Regions from separate parts of the Homo sapiens genome. Here regions 1 and 3 are each linked to region 2. Evidence: chromatin contacts called from ENCODE Hi-C or POLR2A ChIA-PET data. All regions are on one chromosome and are shown on one strand. The core of a region is the stretch at or near the end of the contact, and the rest is flanking DNA. Distances in the headings are between cores, read along the strand shown. Region 1 overlaps SPTY2D1 (SPT2 chromatin protein domain containing 1). Region 2 holds the start of NUCB2 (nucleobindin 2). Region 3 holds the start of TMEM86A (transmembrane protein 86A).

Region 1 (2,700 bases), core at 116-2,615, 1.3 Mb before region 2:
AATTCTTCTGCCTCAGCCTCCTGAGTAGCTGGGATTACAGGCACCCGCCACTACGCCCAGCTAATTTTTTGTGTTTTTAGTAGGAATGGGGTTTCACCATGTTGGCCAGGCTGATCTCGAACTCCAGATCTCATGATTCGCCCGCCTCCGCCTCCCAAAGTGCTGAGATTACAGGCATGAGACCCTGAGCCCAGCCTAAATCAGAATTTTAAAACACAAATAATCGATTCTTCTAAGTGGTGATTTCATTTAGTTACCCAGTCCAGGTTCTTTTTTGGAAAATAGCCTGAAAACAGTGTTTCTGTGAATTGTTCATTTATGCATTATTTTGGGATGTTACATGGAAACTTTGTACCCCAAAATCACCATACGTAATAAATAGTCTGAAATTTTATAGCTAAGCTTTATTATGGGTTATATGATCTCTCAATTATTCAGAATAGGTTTCACAGTTAACATTTATACCTCTTATTACCTGGCACAGTGCCTTATACCTAATAATGTATTTTAAAAGTTGAATTGCTTCTAACTTTTACTGTTTTTGTTTTTAGAAAAGGTATAGTTTGGCAGTGGGGCCTCCAAAAAAAGACCCAAAAGTTAAAGGTGTCCAATCAGCAGCTGTACAAGCTTTTCTTAAAAGGAAAGAAGAGGAGCTGAGACGAAAAGGTATGTATCTATAGCCTTATTCTCAATTTTAAAGTATTCCATCTTCACCATCTAGCTTGTACTAAACCAGTGGCTGTCTATAAAAACATAACAGGCCAACAGATTTGGGAGGGTGTGTGTGTGTGTGTGTGTGTGTGTGTGTCCAGGTTAACTGACTGTATTCATGGCTTTACATATGTTACCTCGATCATTTGTATAAACGTTTTCTTTTTTTCTCCCCTTGAAGTAACAGCTTTTTGGGGGTTAGTAGCCATGTCTTCTAATTGGCCATAGTAAGTCCCCAGTAAGAACTCCATTCTTTCTTTAATCTTGGTTCTGAAAGTGTTTCTACCCATTTTGTATTTTAATTTTTATTAACAGAATGCTATCTAAAAGGCTAAAATAGAGATAAGTTTTAAAGTCTTTATTTCGAATAGTTCTACTTCATGCAAATACAAAGAAACTGATTCAATATGTTTAAGTATTCATTGAATCATAATTAATAACAACTACTAAGTGGATACTAATGTTCTCTTAACTTGGTAATGTATTTGGTTTGAAGTATTTTGTATATTTAAAGCTGAAAACCAAGTCTCCCACTTGCTTAGTCATATAGAAAAACCCATATGTCTCCCACTCATTATGTAAAGATGACTCAATTGATACTTGTTCACATGACTTCCTCATTTGATTCCTAGATGTCTTCAAACTGTAACCTGAACGTTGTGTTTTCACTTGAGCATACTGCAATCTTGAGATCTCGAAGTAATAACATATTCTTGTTTTGTCCCTTTTAGCCTTAGAGGAGAAAAGGAGAAAAGAGGAACTAGTGAAAAAGCGAATTGAGCTCAAACATGACAAGAAAGCAAGAGCTATGGCCAAGAGGACAAAGGATAATTTCCATGGTTACAATGGGATTCCTATTGAGGAAAAGTCAAAGAAGAGGCAGGCAACAGAAAGCCATACCAGCCAAGGAACCGACCGAGAGTATGAAATGGAAGAAGAGAATGAATTCCTCGAGTACAATCACGCAGAGTCAGAGCAGGAGTATGAGGAAGAGCAAGAACCTCCCAAAGTTGAAAGCAAACCAAAGGTCCCCCTTAAAAGTGCCCCACCACCCATGAACTTCACTGATTTACTCAGGCTGGCTGAGAAAAAGCAGTTTGAACCAGTGGAAATCAAGGTAGTGAAGAAATCAGAAGAGCGACCTATGACCGCAGAAGAACTTAGGGAGCGAGAATTCCTTGAACGAAAGCATAGGAGAAAAAAACTTGAGACAGATGGAAAACTACCTCCAACTGTGTCCAAAAAGGCACCCTCTCAGAAAGAAAGTGTGGGCACAAAACTTAGCAAAGGTTCTGGAGACAGGCATCCTTCTTCCAAAGGAATGCCCCTTCCTCATGCTGAGAAGAAATCAAGACCCAGCATGGCCAATGAGAAACACCTCGCTTTGTCTTCATCCAAATCCATGCCAGGAGAGAGGATCAAGGCAGGATCTGGCAATAGCTCCCAACCCTCACTTCGTGAGGGCCACGACAAACCTGTTTTTAATGGAGCTGGAAAGCCTCATTCCAGCACCTCTTCACCAAGTGTCCCAAAGACTTCTGCTAGCAGGACTCAGAAATCTGCTGTTGAGCACAAAGCCAAAAAATCTCTGTCCCATCCTAGCCATTCCAGGCCTGGGCCCATGGTCACCCCACACAATAAGGCTAAGAGTCCAGGTGTCAGGCAGCCAGGCAGCAGCTCTAGCTCAGCCCCTGGGCAGCCCAGCACAGGGGTTGCTCGACCCACAGTTAGTTCTGGCCCTGTGCCTAGGCGCCAGAATGGCAGCTCCAGCTCAGGACCTGAGCGATCAATCAGTGGGTCCAAGAAGCCAACCAATGACTCAAATCCCTCTAGGCGGACAGTCAGTGGTACATGTGGCCCTGGACAACCTGCAAGCAGCTCAGGTGGCCCTGGGCGACCCATCAGTGGTTCAGTTAGTTCTGCAAGACCCTTGGGCAGCTCTCGTGGCCCTGGCCGGCCTGTGAGCAGTCCACATGAACTTCGACGACC
Region 2 (2,700 bases), core at 201-2,700:
AAAAAAAAAAAAAAAAAAGATGGGTAAAATTTGGATAGAGAAGAGCATGAGTAAACACACGGAGACAGAAATAAATTTTTGCCTCCTTTAAGTTTCTAAAATTGTCTAGTTAAAAAAAAAATTTGACCCCCTACTACAAAGGTAGATGAGATCATGGAAAGCTTGAAGACCACGATGAGAAATAGAAGTTTCCATGTTCATCCTAATTAGGAGAGTGACATTATTTGAGATTTCATTTCTAATTCTAAATTTCCAGAATTTTAATTTTTGACCCTATTAGCTGAAGAAGATTTGTTGAAATATTTGTTCAACATTTGTTGAACTTATTCAAGTTTCAAAAAACAAAAACATTCCTTAAAGCATCTATCTCATCAATTCTTTAACTTTCCCATAGGGAAAGTCCACAATCTCCCTCAAACAAAATTCACTATCAGAAATATTTGCATTTAACCTCCCCTATTTTTAAACCAAGGTAATATCTTTTAGTGTTCATATTCGTCCACGGATTTAACAGAGCCTTAGTAGCAGGCTTAAATGGTAGCACTAGCTTATTCAATTGCATAAAATGTACATTATTCAATTTAGAAGTTTAGCAGACATAGAATTTCAAGAGGTTCTGTCTCTCAAAAATCATAATGGTTCCCGTTCATTCTCATTCCCTCATATTCTCTCTCTCTCTCTCCTTCTTTCCCTCCCTCTCCCAGCCATTTGATACTGTAAAATAACTGTCATCTAAGACCGTTGCAAACACCAACCACAATAACCATATTTGCTCACTGAGTTGCCACTTAGCAGGTGCAACAAGGAAATACTGTTTCTCATCTCCTAAAACCAAAAGGGTTCATCTCGTACCTAATTTGTCACTTAAGTGAAAAGCATATCACGACTTACACTAACTTTCTCCTAAGTGTCAGAGGTTGCTGGCTTAACCAGACCGGAGAAGAGCAGGATCCCCGGGCCTAGCTTTGCTGAGCGGCACAGGGGAGCATCGCCTGGAATTGGTGGGTGTCCCTCCTCACTAGTGGGCACCCCCTTGCCCATCGACCTGCCCAAACCCGAAGGGACCCCGCCAGGGTCTCGGTTTGGCACCTACCCTCTCCTGCTCCCCGCCAAGAGCCAGCCACCCTCCTCGACCCCGAAGAAAGCTCGGGTGCCCAGCTGCGAGTGGAGCAGAGGGAACCCAGCGCCTCCGGCTCGCGCTGGGAGCCCCCTCCCCGCCGGTGCCCCGCCCACAGCACGGCCCCCACCATCCTCTCTGCTCTGGCAAGGCAGGCGAAGACCGGAGCCTTATCTCCGGACTCCCCCACCCCTAATCTCCCGCCGCGCTGCTCCGCACCTACCGCGCGGCCACCGGCCTTACCTGGCCGGGTCTCGGCGAGCGAGGCTGCGCCTGGTGCTTGCGTCCAGCGCACAAACCTGTCCTCCAGCCCCCGGCCCACCGCTCCGCTCTGCCCCTCCTCCCGCCGCGCGCGCCCGCCTCCTGGCTGCCATGGCGACAGTTCCCACACTCTGCGGCCGCTGATTGGTCCGGTTCGCGATTGCTGACGACGCCGATTGGCGGGAGCAGGGACAAGGCCGCGCCGGGGAGCCTGGAGGCGGGCGGTGAGGAGGGCCGAAGCTGTGGAGCCTGGTGGGAGGCTGAGCCAGGAGGGACGTGGCGCTCTGAGATGCGGGCTCAGGAGGCCGCGCCTCTTCCTTCCCTAGCTTACCCGGAGAATCCTGTGGAGCAGGACTCGGGCGGGTGAGGTGCCGTCCTGAGACCCGGGCAGAGCCCCAGGGATCGCCTCTCCCTTGGCCTCTGGCCTGCGCCTGCAGCGCCCACGCAGGTCGGAGAATGGCTGTCAGGCCTATTCTCGCCCACAGGCCTCGCTCGGCTCTGACACCCCCGTCCTCCGCCTTGGCGGGAATCTTAACGGCATTTGTAACCGCACCCACCCCCGTTGTGCTGGGCCCTCGGTCACTGTGGTTTAACTGTATTTACCCACCTTCTCTCTTGCCCATTCGCAGACAGCTCTTTCCTCTGCATCCTGCCCCAGAGAACAGACATCTATTCCAAACCCCTCATTTTAAAGATGGGGAAACTGAGGCTCAAAGATGCACATGGGTAGCTTGAGCCTTCCAGAAGCTTTTGGAGCCACAGGCTGTTTACGAAGTTTCATCCTGCCGATTAGTTTTTTTCACCTGAAAAATTGGTATCATATCTACCTTAGGGTTATTCACGAAGATTGAATGAGATAACATTGCCAGGAAAACAGTACAGACTAGGCATGGTGACTCACCCTGTAATGCCAGCACTTTGGGAGGCCAAGGCAGGAGGATGGCTTGAGCTCAAAAATTTGAGACCAATCTGGACAACAGTGAGATCCTATCTCTACAAGAATATTTTTTACTTTTTTATCTTTAACACAATGATGTTTCAGTCTGAAGAAAATACTTAAAAATTTGCCAGGTGCTGTGTCGCACATCTGTAGTCCCAGCTACTCAGGAGGCGGAGGCAGAGGCGGGAGGATCACTTGAGCTCAGAAGGCCGAGGCTGCAGTGAACCATGATCATTGTGCCACAGAGTGAGACCCTGTCTCAAAAAAACAAACAAACAAAAACACACAGTACAGAATCTGCCACATAGTATGTTAGCAATGAAAGCTTCTGTTATCAGGAAGTACTACCAGCCAGATTGCCTCTGTTGCACAACTGGACTCT
Region 3 (2,700 bases), core at 178-2,677, 1.4 Mb before region 2:
CCAGAAAGAGGCAGGAAAGGGGGGAGAGGTTCTATTCCCAGCTTCTGATCTGGAGCCAGCAGACAGGCTGGGAGATGGGGAACTGAGAGGGGGAAGTTAGAGCAGCTGACTTGGTCTCAGCCGGATTAGCAGAGGGCAGCTAAAGAAAGGTTGTACCCAAGGCCACTGCAGGCAGAGTCCAAGCTGGGGGAGGGGGCTGCAGCGATGTTCTGAATCTGTGATCCTTGAAACTCCTTTCCTTGGGCTGCTAACAGATCCATTGAGGGTGATATGGAGCAGCTGGAGTTCCCTGTACACCCACACTCTGCCCAAAGCGATTGTGTCTCTGGCTAGGTGAGCTGCCCAGCACAGGACTTGGGAAACACTCAGAGTCCAGACGACCAGGTACCTAAGGACTGATCAGACTGTGATGAGGAGGATTGGGAAGAGGCGGATGGGTGGTTCCAGGGTCCAAGCCTTTCCTTGTTCTGCCAGAGGTAAGAGCAGTGAGAAGAGATGACTTCCACTTCCCATGGAAATTAAGGCTGGTCAGGGTAGGGGCATGGTCAGAGGAGGCGGCTGGAGGGGATGCCCAGGCCCACAATGCCCAGCAACCACCTGCCAGCCCCTGGGAGCATTAACCTCCGCTCCATGGCCTCTCCCAGCCCCATATTTTCTAGAAGGAGATACTGGCAGTAGCTGGAGAGACCCTGACAGTTATAGGGAACCCAGTAGTAGAATAAGGAGGATGGGGAGACGAAACAAAAGGTTCAAGTTGAGAAAGTCTGAAAAGCAGGGGATGTCATAGAGAATGCCCCCTTTTCCCCCAGCGCGTTATCAGCGCTTCTTAGACTCAGGGGCGTCCGCCAACTTGTTTACAAAATGAGGAAGGTTAGGAAACAAACTTGGGACGGCATTCCCAGGAGGTCCCTGTTATCCTCCCAGCATCCCCCGCCCCCACGCCTCCCTGTGGTCCGCCTACGCGGAACTCTGCGGCCGGCAGCGGTCCCCTCCCTCTCCCGGGCCGCGACCCCGCCGACCCGCGCCAAATACATGGAGATCAACAAAGTCACGCTTCCGAGTCACGTGGCCAGTGTTTTCCTCCCTCCGCGGGCGGGCTGGGGGCGCGCGAGGAGGGGCGCCGCGAGTCTGAGGAGCGGGGGGCGGTGACAGCGCCCGCCTCCCGCCGCGGGACTCCGGCCGCCACGGGACCCCCGCCCCGCCTCGGCCCCTTCGGCAGCTCGGCCTGCCGAAGTCCGGTGGCCAGGCCGGTGGGCTCCAGCCGCGCCGGGCACTGGCTCGCTCGCTCGCTCACTCACCACAGTGACCGGGGACACCATGGCGGCGGCGGCGGCGGCTGGCACCCTGCTCCGGGCTGCAGCGGCCAGGACGCGCCCACGGCCAGGTAAGCCGGCGACGATTCTACAAAGCCCGGAGGGACGGACAATACCTCCCGAGCGCCCGGCGCCGGGGTTCTGTCAGCTAGCCCCGTGACGTCACCGCTGCCAGGGCCAATGAGCGGGCGGGAGCCGGGGGGGCGGGGCCCGGCTGGCGGCGCCGGCCAGGCCCCCGGCTGCTGCTCGGAGAAAGGAGGCATCTCCCAGGGGTCAGAAGGCGGATACCCCCCAGGCCCCGCCCCCTTGGGAGGCCGTGCCAAGGCGTCCACGGAACGTGAACGTGACCGTGACCCCGGTGCCTGGGTGAGGACTGAGCTTGGCTGAGAGACAAACACATTGCTGTCCTGGACGCACAGCCACATACATTTTCTCATAACCCGGGAGCAAAAGGCAAAGACAGATTCCCTTAAGCCTTTAAACATGCAGTCCACGCCGATACGATTGCAATTGGACTCACAACCTTCACTGTGTACAAACACACATCCAAATCATCAGCAAACACACAACCTTCGACTTGAAAAGCGGCACGTATATAGGTATGCAGCAGCCATGGACCCATAATCGTAGCATATACATCACACATACAGAATCATAATTACCCTTAAGCACTCAACAAGTACACAGATCCAAAACCAACAACCACAAATTGACATATATGCTCCATGTAAGAAAAGAGACATATACAGGGACTCTACAGCAGCTCGTAGACCCATGACCCTAATATAGAAACAAACACAGATAATTGGCCGTAGGCACACACCTCTTACAACTCAGAGACCACTGCCACACATACAAGAGCACCCCAAGAATGACAGACAGGCAGACCCAAAGAAGCGTGAGCTAACTTTGCCAAAAATACGTCCCAAGTGGATTTAATGTTGATTTTACGTAGACTAAAGGAACACAAGCTCATTCAGAGCGGTGCATGTTCAGAATCATTGGAATTACATGGAGAGGTAGGTGGCCAGATGGACTGAAATCTAGTCCCAGTTTTGCCACTTCCATGCTGTTAGATTGGGTGAATCACTTCCCCTCTCTGGTCTTGATTTCCTCACTTAGAAGATGAGCGGGTGAGTTCTAAGGTTCCACCCAACTCTGACATGTGTAGGTTGGGGAAGAGGAAGGGCTGCTGGTTTTAGGAAATTTAAGTCTAGCAATCCTGGAGATGGAGATTTCAGCTGTATCTCAAAGGATGGGCAAGTAGTCTGTAAGCTACTGTAGAAGGGCAGTAGCTGTGTGTCAGGCTTTGGGAATTGATGGGAAAGGGGTGACCAGCCCTAATTAGCAGCCAAAAAGGAGTTTCAAACATCCTGGCATGGTGACA

What was found. A loop is a pair of places that touch in the nucleus more often than their neighbours do. ChIA-PET counts read pairs that join two places held with the same protein, here RNA polymerase II (POLR2A). Pooled maps may share reads with other maps.
Region 1: a loop to region 2 is called in a pooled map, with 4 times the contacts of the local background. The contact joins the enhancer-like site here to the promoter of NUCB2 in region 2. A Hi-C loop is called at or near these places in 3 of 50 pooled maps. POLR2A ChIA-PET finds 5 or more read pairs at or near these places in 2 of 52 experiments (PC-9 and activated T-cell).
Region 3: a loop to region 2 is called in a pooled map, with 7 times the contacts of the local background. The contact joins the promoter of TMEM86A here to the promoter of NUCB2 in region 2. A Hi-C loop is called at or near these places in 1 of 168 maps with a recorded cell type or tissue (ascending aorta) and 4 of 50 pooled maps. POLR2A ChIA-PET finds 5 or more read pairs at or near these places in 2 of 52 experiments (PC-9 and activated T-cell).

The regions. Positions count from the first base shown.
Region 1 is chr11:18,614,841-18,617,540 of GRCh38, reverse strand. SPTY2D1 (SPT2 chromatin protein domain containing 1) reads left to right here. Exons shown (of 6, transcript NM_194285.3): 2 at 552-666; 3 at 1,443-2,700. Among named protein-coding and RNA genes, the nearest start is that of MISFA, 16 kb to the right of the region's middle. RefSeq lists an enhancer at 729-1,928. Within about 2 kb of position 1,365, at least 2 of the 41 ENCODE cell types and tissues checked have a DNase peak (open chromatin) inside an H3K27ac peak, as active enhancers do.
Region 2 is chr11:17,275,489-17,278,188 of GRCh38, reverse strand. NUCB2 (nucleobindin 2) reads right to left here and starts at 1,450. Exons shown (of 14, transcript NM_005013.4): 1 at 1,361-1,450. RefSeq lists a silencer at 1,187-1,616 and an enhancer at 1,807-1,896.
Region 3 is chr11:18,697,506-18,700,205 of GRCh38, reverse strand. TMEM86A (transmembrane protein 86A) reads right to left here and starts at 1,427. Exons shown (of 3, transcript NM_153347.3): 1 at 1,299-1,427. The coding sequence starts at 1,319. RefSeq lists a silencer at 1,316-1,625 and an enhancer at 1,219-1,720.